Linked DNA regions of Mus musculus: region 2 is linked to region 1. The links are chromatin loops, found by intact Hi-C in ENCODE. Cell type or tissue: heart. All regions are shown on one strand.

Region 1 (8,000 bases):
ACACTTTAAAACCCACTTTACATGTGATGTCCTTTTCAGGTCAGGTCACCGCGGACACTGCTTTGTCTATGCTGCTCAGTATGATAACTACAGTCACCTTGCCTTTGGTGACTTAGTGCTGCTACTTGGCCTCTGCTACTCATGGCCCAATTAAGCCAATCACAATGAATCCATCTAATCGAACAGCAGCATAGCCACTCTGAGGTCTGGCACAAGGAAAAGGGTGACAACAAATGCCTTTACATGTGCTGGTGCCCCTCACCATTTTGTCTCATGACATTAGTGAAGGGTGTGTCAGAATTCTGGCCTTCCTATTGTGGAGGACTAGTTTTTACACAGTATATGCATTAAGCCAAGGGACATCAGATGCTCCAACTCTATCTCAGTAGGCCATCTTTTGACAAACGCTTCTTTAGCCAACCGATCAAACTTTTAACATCTTTTTTTTTTTTAAGATTTATTTATTATTATAGCTAAGTACACTGTAGCTGTCTTCAGATGCACCAGAAGAGGGCATCCGATCTCATTATGGATGGTTGTGAGCCACCATGTGGTTGCTGGGATTTGAACTCAGGACCTTCGGAAGAGCAGTCGGTGCTCTTAACCACTGAGCCATCTCTCTCCAGCCCTTAACACCTTTTTAAAAACTGTGTAATCTTCCATATCAAACCTAGATTCGCCACTTAGTGAGCCTGTATCAATAAACTTACTCAGATGCAGTTTTATGTTCTTTCCAACATTATCCCATCCCCTTACAATCCATCCCCACACATAATCCCCAAACTCCTGCTTGAATGGATCAGCAAACTCATTAGGTTCTTCAGTGGCACAGCACACCTCCTCATGGCAGGAGCCTGCCTTAGATCTGGATGTAGGTCAGTGGGTCCTGAAGGACAGCAGTATCAGCCTGGCGACTCTCAAGGGAAGTCACTGCTGTCTGGCAGACGATGAAGGGTTGGTTCCTTTACACAAATGCAGACAGAACAATGCTACATGGGTTAGGTATGAATACATTCTCTGCTAAGAGTGGAGAGACTACTCCGCTAACAGTGAGATAAACACTTGAGAATCTGAGGTTCCAAAGTCTTCAGCCTCAGTAGAGAACTGCTTCATCTCTAGGCCAAGTACAGGACCCAGTCCTTACCAGTCAGTGTCCTAACTATTATGGCTGACCCTGTCAGAGGAGAGAACTTGAATCTGTACTGCAATTCAGCCAAGTGTATAATGGGGTCTTTGGCTTGATCTTCCTCAGCTTAAGCTCTGTGGCTACTCCAGGGCACACTTAGAAACCATTAGACTATCTATGCCCATCTGGAGCCAGTCAATTATATCAGAGTTGATATTTTTCCTTTGTCGCTGTATCCAGAAATGCTAGAAGCAACCAGACAGCATTGTTAATCTCCTTTTTTCCCCACCAATTGTTGGGAGTTTTACGTACAGTGTAACCCCTGCCCGAGCCTGAGCACTAAATCCCTTGTTCCTCACGGTGGGTGGATCAGATCATCAAATGCATGCTTCTCAATAGCTCACTCTGGGCTTTCAGTGCTCTCTATGCTTCCAGGAGAGGCGTCAGCAAACTGCAAAGGCTATTCTGAGAAGCTGCTAGCAGTTCCCTCTACAAGGCTGGATGTCTGAGCTCATCTGTGGTATATGCTGGAATTCCGAAGAAGCAGGTTTTAATACTGGTGATGGTTTAATCATGAAAAACAAAGGCTTCCAGTATATTCCCATTATCATTGCTGGGTTGTAAGCATTAAGTTAGTATTACTTTCAAGTAGTACTGTGCTAGAATATTTTATTACATTACATTTTTATATACTTATTTATTTAGTGTGCACGTAAGTGTGAGCGCACATATGTGCCAAGGCACATGTGTAAAGGTTAGAAGTCAGGAGTCTGTTCCTGCCTTCTACTCTGTGGGTCCTGGGCATTGAACCCTGGTTATCAGGCTTGGCAGCAGGGCTTTGCCATCTTGCTGGCCCAGAATATCTGATTTTAAAAATGCCGCTAATGTTGCTGCCTTACGTTTCATACAGAACTGTCCCGTGGTGCTGGAGAGATGTCTCAGTGGTTAAGAGTACTTGTTGCTCTGGCAGAGGGCCCAAGTTTGGGTCCCAGCACCCACATGGCTGCTCACAACTACAAGTCCAGTCCCAAGGGGTTCAATGAAGTCTTCTGGCTTCATCGGGCACCAGGCATGCAGGAGATGCAAGTACATACGTGCAGGCAAGATATTCATAATAAATAGATCTTTTAAAAAATGTTCAATTAGGGGCTGGAGAGATGGCTCAGAGGATAAGAGCACTGACTGCTCTTCCAGAGGTCCTGAGTTCAAATCCCAGCAACCACATGGTGGCTCACAACCATCCATAATGAAATCTGATGTCCTCTTCTGGTCTGTCTAAAGACAGCTACAGTGTACTCATGTACTTAAATAAATCTTTTTAAAAAATGTTCAATTTTTTTTTTTTTGGTTAGGATCAAATTTGCAACAATTTCTGAAATGGCCCTAAACATACTCCTACTATTATCGTATATTCTATGTACTTATGCATAGTGACAGTGGTGTGAAAGCTTCAACAATTATAAAATCAAAATATAAAATCATTCTGAAAAATGTTGAAGATGTTCTACATCCTTCATCATTCAAATATGCAGCCAAGATTAAATTGTGTAAAAATAAACAAGTAATCTATCTCATTAGTATTCAATTTTGCTTTTGTTTTTAATCAATGGTAAAACTGCATATATAAGAACTGCTTTAAACACATTTCCTTATGTCTTATTATCAGTAAGTGTTTGACTTGTATCCCCTATTTTACATACCCATACTCATGCAGTAGTGTGAAAATTTCCTAGGTGAAGGAGGTCACATGTAGAGAAATTTAATTTAAGAGGGCGCTCTAGTCTAAGGTGGGAGGCTCATGAGCCCTTCCTTGTCTTAGACACGAACAGGATGCCTGGGGTTGTGGGCATATAAGAGGGAAAACTCCATACTGAAACACCATCACTGAAAGAAGAAAATAACACACAAACAATGTGCCAGTGATGTGTCAAGCATAGATAAAATGATCAAAGGTGGCGGGCAGGTGAGGTAATATGCAGGCGCGCGCGCGCGCACACACACACACACACACACCACACACACACACACACACACACACACACACACGGAGACTTGTTTGCATAAGATACACACAGGGAAACTTGTCTTCAAACACACACACGAAATGTCTGCATAACAAACATCTTCTACAGTCTCCTACAATGTCCTGTCCTCACCACGCTCAGCGTCCCCAAACCTCTCCTCCCCGGTTCTGACTTTTACCTCGGTTTAGTTTGTGGACGGGAGGCCCGCCACCTTCCCTCACCTACATGCGACTCTACACTACAGTCGTCGCAGGTCATCGGGCTCCACCCTCAGGCCCGGCTGCGGGTCCGCTGCCTTCCCGCGCGTCTCCCGCAGTTTCCACCCTGAGCTTCCCGCCGATGCCGTCCGTGGTAGTGGACAGAGGCTGGCGTCCTTCGACCCCCAGGGGCTCCGAGCTCGGCTTCCGGACGCGTCAACTGCCATTGCCACGGTCGCCGTGGCGGGGACAGTGGCCGGCCTCCCTCCTCGCGTCCTTCCGCCGCCCTCGAGCAGAGGGAGCCGGGGGCTCGCCAGGCCGCGACGCCCACCCGTCGGCGGCGGCCCGCACCGCCCGCACCCGGCCCAGCCGACTCACAAGGACTCCAGGTGCTTGAGCTGCTGCAGCTGCTGCGCGTCGTGCCGCCGCCGTTTCTGCTCCCGCCGCCGCTGCAGCTCGTGCTCCGGCGGCTCCCGCGGCCGCCGAGACCCGGCCCCGGACGACATCGCGACCCGAGGCGGGCTTAGAAGGTGGAAAGTCGCCTCTTCCTCCCCGCAGCGCAACCCCACCAACGTCCCACCGGCCCGTGCCGCAGAACGCCGACAGGGAACGTGCAGCCAGGCCCCCGCGGCCCTGAGGCCTGCGGGAACCTTAGCTGAGAGGGGCGGGGCGGGCCGGGGCGGGGCGAAGGCGGGCGGGGCCCGAGGGCTTCCGGGTGCTCCAAGTCGCCTGCAGGCCACACCCACTTCTGCGACTCGTTGCTTTCTATTTTTTTTTTTTTTTTATATTATGAAGGTTTTAAGTATTTGTGGGTGGGCAAGGTGTCAAAGGTCTTTAATATCAGCACGCAGGAGGCAGAAACACTGACCTGTGAGTACGAGGTCAAGCTAGTAAAGTCAGAGACCTGGGGAGATCCTGTTACAAAGGAAAAAGAGAAAAGATTTTATTTCTACGTATATATTTGGGGTGGTGGTGCAGGGGTGGAGTTCGGTAGTTGCCCAGAATTCAGAAGAGGACGATGGCTCTCTAGAATTGGAACTGTGGGCTATATGAGCCACCCTATGCTGGGAACCGAACTCTGGTTCTCTGCAAAAGCAGTATGGCCTTCTAAACTAAAAGCCTTTTGGCTGCTACTTGTTACCTATGGATTCATCCATTCTGGGAAGAAAACAACGTTCTCTATAAAATCTTCAGTTTCCCAGACTATGCGAATTCGTAGTAAAAACACAGACCAATATATTCATAATATTTTATACCAAGATTTTTGGTGATGCAAATAAAAAATAAAAGCAGACACACAGTATCCTGCAGAGGAGCATCCTTTTTTAAAACTTGCTCTTCCTCCTTTGCTCCTATAAGCGGTGTCTCAGGCCGGAAGCTCCACTCGGAGCGTTCCAAGTTAGGTCTCTACACTTATCCAAAGGTAGCAAAGAGGAACGACCGAGAAAAAGAAAGAAAGGTATTAGGCTGGCATTTTGGTACTCAGCAGAGGCAGGCAGTTCTCTATGAGTTCAATCTGGTCTGTGCTGCTAAATCTTTTTTGTTTGCTTGTTTTATTTATTTATTATTATTATTATTATTATTATTATTATTATTATTATTATTATTATTTTGGTTTTTCGAGTCAGGGTGTAGCCCTGGTTGTCCTGGAACTCACTCTGTAGACCCGGCTGGCTTCGAACTCAGAAATCCGCCTGCCTCTTCCTCCCAAGTGCCTGGATTAAAGGTGTGCACCACCTGCTGCTAATTCTACCAGCCATAAGCAGAGCCTGACTCCCAGTGCGGGAGGGGCAACAAAAGGATACTAATCACTGTGGCCCACACTGAGAAAATAGAGATGAGTTTCACAGCCTATTTCCAGATAACTGGCACGAGGTTTTAGGATGTAAGGAGGGGAAGATTTGAGGCAGGGATCAGCTACCAACAATTAAATATTGGTCAAACCATGTTATGATTGGTTATTTCAATCATTGTCTTGCAAGGTAGTCACATATACCTCATTACTTGAGGGGACAATCTGTTTCCCATGAAGGTGACTGCTCCACTGTGATGGGGTGGGAACTGGGGACAGCTTCCTGGATGATCTCATTCAGAATGATCTGTTTGTGATGCTCTCACCGTTCCTGGACTCTAAAGCTGATGGTTGGGAAGGGGCCTTTTCCCAGGTCTGGAATAGGCCTCTGTAAAATCTGACAGTAAAATACCGTAGTTACTTTTTGTGCCTTAAATATTGGAGAGGGAGCAGATAGACTAGATAAATTCAGGGTTAATCAATCTCATGTCTCCTGTTTTTAGGTAAAACAACCAACTGATTAGGGTCTGAGGCATGCTACGCTACCATTCAATAAGTATCCCAACTTAAATGAAAATAAAAGTAAAATAAAAATGTCTTGGGGTTGAGAGGTGGCTCAGCAGTTAAGAGGGCATGCCATTCTTGCACTGGGCCTGGGATTGGTTCCCATACATACAGCAGCTCACAACTGTGTGTTATTCCAGTTCTGGGAGATCCAGTGCACGCTCTTCTGGCCTCCATGGGCACTGCACACATGTGTATACATTTAGGGGAAATACTCATATACATAAAATAAAAATAATCCTTTGTAAAAGTGTCGAATGCTTAAAACTCACGAATTGAAAATTTATTCCTTAAATATAGATGGAACTGGGTCTGCAGCTCAGTGCTGGAGCTTAGAATGCACAGGCCCTGTGTTAAATCCTCAGCACCACAAAAATAATAAAAAGTATGTTATCTTGGTCAGGCATGGTGGCATATGCTGTTGACTATAGCACTAGGGAAGCAGAGACAAGATCATTGAAAGTTCAGGGCCAGCTTGGTCTTCATAGGGTAGCCAGGGCTACATATTGAGAACTGATCTCAAAAAACAAAAATAAAACCACAACAAACCATGAAATCAAGTGGTGGGCTAATATACTGAGGTTATGAGCAGATAAAGTGATTTGCCTTAGAACTACAAACTAGTGTTTTACTCTTAAACACTAAGCTGGGGGCTAGCACAATGAGTAAAAGCACTTGCTGCCATGACTGACCAAAATCTGATCCCCAGGGACCACAGACCAATATGGCGGAAGATAGAACTGACTGCCGCAAGTTGTCCTCTGATCTTTACTCTGTACATATGTACACACACTAAGTAAATTTGTGTTTTAAAAAACCATTAAGGGGGCTGGTGAGATGGCTCAGTGGTTAAGAGCACCAACTGCTCTTCTGAAGGTCCTGAGTTCAAATCCCAGCAACCACATGGTGGCTCACAACCATCCGTAACAAGATCTGACGCCCTCTTCTGGAGTGTCTGAAGACAGCTACAGTGTACTCACATATAATAAAATAAAATAAATAAATCTTTTTTAAAAACCCATTAAGGACTGGAAAAATGACTCAGTGTTTAAGAGCACCGACTGCTCTTATGAAGATCCTGAGTTCAAATCCCAGCAACCACAAGGTGTTTCACAACCATCTGTAATGATATCTGATGCCCTCTTCTGGTGTGTCTGAAGACAGCTACAGTGTACTTACATATAATAATAAATAAATCTTTAGGGAGGAGTGAACAGGGCCAGAACGAGTGGGGTTGACCAGAGTGAGCAGAGGTCCTGAATTCAAATTCCCAGCAACACATGATGGCTCACAACCATCACTACAGCTACAGCATACTCATATATACATAAAATAAATAAATAAGTAAATAAATACTTCTTTAAAAAAATCAGCCGGGCATGGTGGCGCACCCCTTTAATCCCAGCACTTGGGAGGCAGAGGCAGGCGGATTTCTGAGTTCGAGGCCAGCCTGGTCCACAATGTGAGTTCCAGGACAGCCAGGGCTATACATAGAAACCCTGTCTCTAAAAACAAAACAAACAAACAAAAATCATTAAAAAGAAAGCACTAATCTAGGAAGAACTGCTTTCTGGAAGTCGATCTAGCCACAGGCAGAACCTGCCTACGCCAGCCATGTCAAGTGCTTTGTGAGACACTCAAATTTAGTCAGCAAATGTAGTGTCTAGAAGATATTCTTACTAGTGGGAAAGTCGAAAACAAAAACAAAACTAGTGGGAAAGTCTTTATTGTTTGTATTTTATTTCATTTTTGTGTTTCCAGACAAGTTCCCATGTAGTCTAGGCTAGCCTGAACCCTTCACATAGCAGAGGATGGCCATGAACCTCTTCTCCTCCTGCTTCCACTCCCCACAGGATGGGATAGCAGATGTGCACCAACAGGAAGAGGCGAGAGCATTGGAAGTCAGCCCCCATTATGGGAATTTGGATAGGGGGTTGTACGGGTAAACTTCCTAAGTTTATGAGGTTATTCCTCATAAAGATGAGACCTATAGGAGAGGAAGAGGAACCAGAAACTCGTGGTCCTGGAAGCCACAAGTATTGGGGATTTCTTAGGTGATTAAGTAATAAGTAGGGTGTGTCTGACCCGTCTAGGTGTGTAGCTTGTGTTTATAGCAATTGAGTTTTGAGTTCATTGTGCGAGCAGTTTGTGGGTTGAGAATTTGCTAATTTAAATCTGACTGATAAATTACAAGCCTCTAGAGTTTTGATTTTACCTGGTTCCTGGGATTTGTGACAGCTAGATGGGCAGTCGCTACATGAGGCTAGCCGCCAGGGCCAGAGAGACCGCTGGGGCCA
Region 2 (8,000 bases), 79 kb before region 1:
GGAGGGAGGGAGGGAGGGAGGGAGGGAGGGAGGAAGGGAGGGAAAGCTCATGAGTGGGAGACAACATGGGACACAAAGCTAGCCTGGTCTCCAGAACAAGACTCTGCTTACAACAACACAAAACGTGAACTGTTGCAGGATATTTGGTCACACTGTAAACCCTGAGATTGTGTTATTTACTGGGGGGGGGGGGGGGACTGTTTCTAGTTGTAGTGTACCTCAGCTCTAGCATGTACCTTTAATCCAAGAGCTTTCTGCTTGAAGACTGTAAACAGGATTAAATAAAGTCAACCATAGGTCAAGAGTCAGACTGGGATAAGCAACTAGTTGACAGGGGGCAAACAGAGGAAAAAACATAGAAAGAAAGAGGGAGGCAGAAGAGCTGATGGAGAAGTTCACAGGAAGTAGAAGGGGGCACTAAGTTTGAGGGCTTTGACACTGTGTGAGTGAAGAACTTCCTCTAGGATGCTGGCTATGGAGGAAGGTCATCTGGGTGCCTTCTCTGCCTCTCTGAGCTAGCAGGCTTTCACCCCAGCATCTGGCTCCTGAGCGGTAAAATCAAACAGTTGAGATTTTGTTAAAAACAACAATGAACTAAATTTGGGTTGAGGCACAGCCCTCTGCACTTAGAATTCTCTTCTACTTTAAGGTTCCTTGAAAGAAATGACAACCAAAAGGCTGTGCAATTAAAATACTGTGTGTGCACAAGACCTTCATACCCTAAAACAGTCTCCTCCAACCAATCAAAAATGACCAGACTGCTATACAAATTCATAATGGTTTGCTATCTCTTTCACAATAAAATACATCACTTTGGGTGGAAAAAATGCCCTAATTATATCCATCAATGGGCACGGCCAACATTCCATTCTCCAGAGTCAAGCACTGAGTCAGTACAGCTTCCAATGGGTCACAACGGAAAAATGTGGTTTTGCCATTCAAATGCACACAGTGCTCTACTGTTTGCAATGGATTGGAAACCCACAGGTGTAAAAAGAAAATAAACATTTAAACAGTCTAAATAATAAAATCAGGCTAATAAGTGCCAATGAGGTTTTTTCTTTTAATTGAAGAAATAATGTCTAAATTGCGTAAAGGTATGTGCTCAGTATTTTAAGTACACTTTCCTTATTGTATCATACAGTTGATTTGGAACATACCCATTCTGGAAGGAAGCACATTTAACACAAAGTGCACAGAGGGGAGTCCTGTGAAAGCGACTCTCAGTGAAGGTCTGGAGGGCGCGCTGCAAACTGGTGGTTAAGTGTGCATTTATAAAGCAGAAAAGGCAGGCAAAGTGAGGGAGGGCATGCTGGACACCAGGGTGGCAGGGAGGCGAGGCCTAAGCACAGAGTGCTTACCGGGACTGTAGCATTTGAAACAGGAATCATTAAGAGAATAGAGTCTTAATGTCCTGGCATTGATAGAACACGATAATTTCTTTTCTGTTTTATGGTGGCATTATATCATGCTAAAAAATCACCCTGAGAGGACTTTAAAAAATTATCTCAAGTAATTTTTCTGTGTTGCATGGTTTTGAGTAAGAACCTTGCTGAGAAAGTTATTTTATACTGACATTCAGTCCCTTTTAGCAAACAAACACACACAAAACTGTGTTAGAAACTCATTTCACAGTACAAAAATGTTCTGAATGTTATCACTGAGCACCTAGTCTTGGAACTCACTCTGTGTTCTCATTACCAATTAAGGAAAAGATTTCAAAGCTGTTATTCTAACTGCAACTGACCTAGCTTTTATAATATAAACTACACATTAAGGCATGCACATTTTCAAACACATTCTAAAAGAACCCAAACAAGAAGATTTTTTGGTCTGAGTTTTGAACTACTTTCAAAAGGATATTTTTAAGTTAAAGGACAAATTTCAACCAACTTTCCAAAGAGTTTTGTTCCTGTATATAGCACTATTTTAAGTAATTTTATTCTTTTAGTCACAAAATATCATTTTTAAAGTCAATACTATCTAGAATTGTGGTAACTTTACTGCATGCAAGTTTTAAGAATGCTTTCAATAAAAAATTCAAACTCATAAGTCAATGTGCAAACACACACACATATAAACCTTGTCTTGGAAAATGATTATATATATTAGTTGCATTTGGAATAACAGGCTGGCTTGAACTCAAGAGATCCTCAGGCCTCTGCCCGCTGAGCGCTAGGATCAAAGGTATGCGCCACAAAGCCTGGCTCATATAAATAAAAATTTAAAGATTCAATGTAAGTGACAAATATTTGGTGAATAATTGTCCCTATTCGCTATAGCTGCTACAAAATATGTCGTGGCTGCTTCTATTATTATTAAAATGAATTTTTTTCAAATTCATTTATTTGTCTGTATAGGGATACCATACACAAGTATGTCTGGGTACCACATATGTATCTGGGGTCCCTGGAGGCCAGAAGAAGACATTAGCTTCCCCGAGACTGGAGTTACAGGCTTTTATGAGACTCAAATGGGTGCTGGGAATTGAACCTAGGTTCTCTGGAAGAGAAGCCAGTGCTCTTGGCAGCTGAGCCATCTCTCCAGTCCTCTATTAGAAATTCTAACGTTATCAAAATGTTGTTTTCCTCAAGATAACTGAGAACTTCAAACGGAGCACAGGGTGTGTGGGGCAGCATAACTGTCAAGTTGAAATCTTTAATTGTTGAAATCCTTAACTAGTATCTTGGGCTTAGCTTATGGAATTGTTAACTACACTACCCAAAATAAATTATTACTATCCTCTACGACATTTTTCAATGTAGTACAGAAACACTGTATGCCCACTTTACAAAACTCACAAGTCTTGAAATTTAAAGAACAGCTTGAAGCAAAAGAAAAAGAGGAACTGTCCTGCAATAAAAGAATGGGCCAACAGCAACACGCAATCCTGAATGTCGGTGTACAGCTGCAACGTGAAGCTAAAACTAGGCATAAATAATAAGATTAACAACGGAATCTAGACCTTATTTCCAAGGAAGAGATGAGGAAAGCATTGTTGAAATGATACGCTACATAAACACTGAGGTGTACCAACCCTACAGCATACACTTATAATTTTGTTTTGTACACGCTGAGGTAACTATAAGCCCTGTTTCCTTTCAACCAGTATCAACCCTGTGCATGAGACTTTCTTTCTAAAGTTAGTAGAGCCGTGACTTATGAAGGACGCCAGGCTAAAGCACCTGCTCATTTAGACTTCGGTGGTTTCATCACAGGATTCTTAAGCGCTCAAGCTCCTCTGGGCCTGTGAAGTCCTTTATCACTTCCATCAGATTCCAAGCACACAGTACGAGTCACTGGGCCGACTCCACCCTGCCAACTATTCCAGCTTTAGGGCAGGGCTTGTCCCACTAGGCCCCTGAGCGGCACTCTCCCGGGTCACAGCAAGACGGATGAAGGATGGAGGGAAGCGTGCTTTAAGTCCCGGGAGCCGGGGGGGCAGGCTCAAGCCAGAGCGCCCAGGCGCTCACACCCCGAGCCAGCACTTGGGGGAGTGGAGGAAGGCTAAACGACTACAGAGCTCGGGGTTTGCATGGGGTTTTTGAGGCCCTGCCTTCCCCAGAGCCAGGGACGGAGCAGCGAAGCCGGGGCGGCTGCGACCCCGCGGCTTCCGTCCGGCTGCACGCTCGCTGTGCGCACGCGCCACGCTGGCCGCAGGCTGACAGCGCGGGCGGGGGTCCCGGAGTCGGCAGGGGTCATGGTTCACAGCGCCCGCAGAGTCTCTCACCTCGGTAAACGGGTCCATCGCCCCAGGCCTCACCAGTGGACGGCTAGACGGTGGGTCCGACGGTTCAAACTCAGGAAGAGGAAAGAAGTGAGTGCAGGCTCGGCGCAGCTCCTGGAGGAGGACTGCAGTCGAGGCGGCGGGCGCTCTCACACCCAGTCGGCTCTGCCCTCCGCACCCACGGAGTCGGTAGGCTACCACGGCCGTTCAAAATTTGAATTTCAGCGCCCCGGACGACACGCATGCGCGCGGGGTGGGCGGGGCCGGGCGGGCCGCTTGCCCCCGCCCCTGAGCTAGGTCACGTGATGCGGCCAAGTTGGGACTGGTCCGGAGCTGCGAGCACTGCTCTCTCTCCTCCGCTTGGGTGGAGACGGTTCTGCCGTTGAACTGCCTAGGGAGAGGGCCCTGCCATCCCGCACGCACCCACGCACGCCGTAGCGGGTCCCTTCCTGACTCTGTCAGCTCCCGCCGCCCTGCCTTCTTCCTCCGTGGGCCTTACGAACCCGGTCCGGCCCTCTGGCCTTTGGGCCTGATCCTGCCACCAGAAGTGGGACTAGACAGCCAGCTTGACCTCCTGAGAGACCACTCTGGCGGGTCCCCACACTCTCAGCCAGTGACTAGTTCTTTGTTTGGTGGGGAAAAGAGATGACAGTAACAGACCCTTCGGTTTTAAATCCCAGTCAACTACCCAAAGCCAGCAGTGAGAACACTTTGAGAGAAGGGACAATCGGAAAGTCCATATTTAATAAAAGTTCCCGTTTAACAGGCAGAAAGCAGGACAAACTATTGCACGAGTAACTTTTAATCTGACTTTCCTTTTCCTCTTCCTGGGAGGGTCTTTTGGAGACCCTCACAGTGTCTTACCATTTGACATTCTGCTAGGCTTTCCAAGAATGTGTCTAAAAAGATGGGTTGCCAAACCTCTGGTAGTAGAACTGTTTGCCTTTATACGTCAAAAGGTCGACAAAGCACCAAAATCTCTGTGCCTAGGTTGGTGCTGTGAGAGCTAAAGTCCTTACGAGATTGTGTAAAACAGATGTATGGTAGCAAGGTTTATGGTTGAGTCTCTGTGTCCTAAATGAGTCCATAACAGGATCAACTGTGCTTATTGAACAGAAAAACTGAAAGTGTTGAAGGGTCAAGTCCAGAATCAAAGCTAAATAAAAATAGGAAGCTTGGGGCCAGCGACAGAGCACATGCTAGCTATGAGGGCGCTTGCTACCAAGTCTTGGGACCTGAATTCTAGACCCAGAACCAGTTCCAGCAAATTGTCCTCTGACCTGCACACACACACACAGGAAATAAATTAATGATGTTTTTCTAAGTAATAAAGAATTTAAAAATGTATAGATTGTAATAAACTGAATTTGGGGCATGGAATAAGAACTTCTTTAAGAGCAACTTCTAAGAATTCAGATCCTTGGGACCACAGTATAACAAGAATAATAAATTTCCTTGGTGCCTTGGAGCTGTGAAATGATAGAAAATGGAAGGAGCTTTGTTTAAGTGTGTGGTGTGTGGGGTTGTTAGAATTTGCTACCTATAAACCAAAGGGAACGGATGCCTGAATTTTTTTTCAAGCACTGAACAGGAAAAGGGGTGTGGGTACTTGGGGTGTGGCTGTGTAGGTCAGTCTTGGGAATGAGTCATTGGAAATTTATGTAGCCGTTGTGCCTTCGGGCTGTTGCCTCTGTAATCCTTGGTTTCATTGTAAACAATTTGATTCTAGCTAGCATGGATAAAGCAGTATTGCTACTCTAAACTTGTAGGTTTTTTTTCCTACTACCACGCCCTGTAGCGTTGACCTTTCATTAATGTCTTGATCATAGTGGTAATAAGGATAGCAGCACCCACCAGTACAATAGCTCCCATGTATGAAGCTGGTCTATCCCAGAAGCCATGCTACAGATTCAAGAGCACACCCCTAGACCACTGCAGTTGTCTCCTAACATTTCTGTGTGAGTCTCTGACCCATAGCAGTTCTTTCTTAAGCTTATAAGCTGGAATAACTTTTCTCATTTAAAAAAAAAAAATCAGGCTGGTGAGATGGCTCAGTGGGTAAGAGCACCCGACTACTCTTCCAAAGGTTCAAAGTTCAAATCCCAGCAACCACATGGTGGCTCACAACCACCCATAATGAGATCTGATGCCCTCTCTGGTGCGCCTGAAGATAGCTACAGTGTACTTACATATAATAAATAAATAAATAGATAGATAGATAGATAGATAGATAGATAGATAGATAGATAAATCTTTTTAAAAAATCATTGCTGGATATGGTGGTAATGCATACAATCCCAGATTATCATCATCTAACCAAGGGGCTTGAGACATGGCTCAGCAATCAAGAGCATTGGTTGCTCTTCCAGAGGAACTAGGTTTAATTCCCAGCACCCACGTGGTGGCTCACAACCACCTGTAACTCCAGCCCTAGCTGTCCAGTTTCCCCTTCAGCCTATGTGGATTCTAGGTACACACATGATACACAGACATACATGTAGACAGAACATCCATATACATAAAAATATTCTTTTAAAGACAAGGATCTCAAGGTGAGATAGGGCCCTAGAAAAATGAGTATTTCATCTTCAGAGGATCTATTCTTTTAAACAAATAATTATGTTTCTTGTAGATAAAATTAACCTCAAAAATGTGGTAACATTAACTTTATCAAGGACACTCCAAAATATATATTTCAAGTTAAAGTTTTCAAAAATCACATACATTCTCACAATTGACAAAGTAATACAATAACATAAATATTTATATTTTTACAGAAAGAGAAAAGGCCAAGACCTGACCAGAAAGCAGTGGCAAAAAGGATCAGACAAAGGTTCTCCACGTCAGGTTATCTGGCTAATGGGCGTCTCCTTTTATGCATGTATTGTAATGAAGAATAAGAACCAACAAAAATTAAGTGGGGTGTGGGGGCACCTGACTGAGTCAGGATGATTTCAGCTCAAGGCTAGCCTTGGCTACATAGTAGGTTCCAAGCCAGCTTGGGCTACCTAGTAAGACCTTTCAAAAACAGGTCATTTTGCTTTCGAGTATACAGATGGGTGTGGTGGTGCATACTTGTAATGCCAGCTACTTCAGGTTGATTAAGTGAGAGGATCACAAATTTGAAGGCAACCTGGGCCATTCAGTGAGATTCTGTCTTAAAATAATTTTAAAATGCACTTGCGAGTGGCTCGGTGCTGGAGTGCTTGTATGGCATGTAGGAGAGGCTCTGTGAGCAACCTCTAGGAATAGAGATGCAAGGGAGGAGTATCAATGTGTTACAGACACCGTGTCCTCAGTATGTCCCAGAATAGCCTCAAACTTCCTATGCAGTGGAAGATGACCTTGAAGTCCTGATCTTCTTGCTTCTACCTCCCAAGGGCTGAGATTACAGGTGTGCACCGCTGTCAACGTGTGTAGGGATCCCAAGGGTAGAGCCACATTAACAGGACACGGGGGTGGGGGGTGGGGTACACAGCCAATGCACAGTTTATTCAAAGTTTCAGCTTCTTCCTTCTTCTTCTTCTCTTCTTCTTCTCCTTCCTTCCTTTCTTCTTCTTCTTCTTCTTCTTTTCTTCCTTCTTCTTCTTTTCTTCCTTCTTCTTCCTTCTTCTTCCTTCTTCTTCCTTCTTCTTCCTTCTTCTTCCTTCTTCTTCCTTCTTCTTCCTTCTTCTTCTTTTCTTCCTTCTTCTTCCTTCTTCCTTCTTCTTCCTTCTTCTTCCTTCTTCTTCCTTCTTCTTCCTTCGTCTTCCTTCTTCTTCCTTCTTCTTTTCTTCCTTCTTCTTCCTTCTTCCTTCTTCTTCCTTCTTCTTCCTTCTTCTTCCTTCTTCTTCCTTCTTCTTCCTTCTTCTTCCTTAGTCTTCCTTCTTCTTCCTTCTTCTTCCTTCTTCTTCCTTCTTCCTTCTTCTTCTTCTTCCTTCTTCCTTCTTCTTCCTCTTCCTCCTCTTCCTCCTCCTCCTCCTCCTCCTTCTTCTTCTTTGTGTGTGTGTTTGGAAACAGGGTTTCTCTGTGTAGCCCTAGCTGTCCTGGAACTCACTTTGTAGACCAGGCTGGCCTTGAACTCAGAAATCCGCCTGCCTCTGCCTCCCAAGTGCTGGGATTAAAGGCGTGCGCCATCATGCCCGTCGTTCAGCTTCTTTTAAAGGCAAAGCAGGATAAAGATTTCCCATAGTTTCTAGTTCTCACCAGCTATGGTTTCTCTAGCAATAGTTTATCTTGGTTCCCAAACCTCCTTGCAGACTGAAAAAAATCTGCCTGCAATCCAACCCTGAGA

What was found. Peaks named below come from ENCODE experiments on the same cell type or tissue, not always from the same donor. Only the 100,000 strongest peaks of a DNase experiment are listed, where the experiment ranks them.
Region 2: a loop joins it to region 1, with 2.1 times the contacts of the local background. A loop is called at or near these places in 2 of 42 quality-filtered maps.

What each region holds. Positions count from the first base shown.
Region 1 is chr9:22,464,349-22,472,348 of GRCm38, forward strand. It overlaps Rp9 (retinitis pigmentosa 9 (human)), which reads right to left and starts at 4,008. Exons shown (of 6, transcript NM_018739.2): 1 at 3,726-4,008. The coding sequence starts at 3,853. In heart, no CTCF peak of the experiment used is centred here; DNase peaks (open chromatin) are centred at 3,463 and 3,923; H3K4me3 peaks cover 1,832 bases; H3K27ac peaks cover 1,566 bases.
Region 2 is chr9:22,385,240-22,393,239 of GRCm38, forward strand. Anln (anillin, actin binding protein) reads right to left here and starts at 3,967. Exons shown (of 24, transcript NM_028390.3): 1 at 3,731-3,967. The coding sequence starts at 3,748. It also overlaps a transcript of 9530077C05Rik not described here. In heart, a CTCF peak has its summit at 4,078; DNase peaks (open chromatin) are centred at 3,512 and 4,052; H3K4me3 peaks cover 3,630 bases; H3K27ac peaks cover 3,790 bases.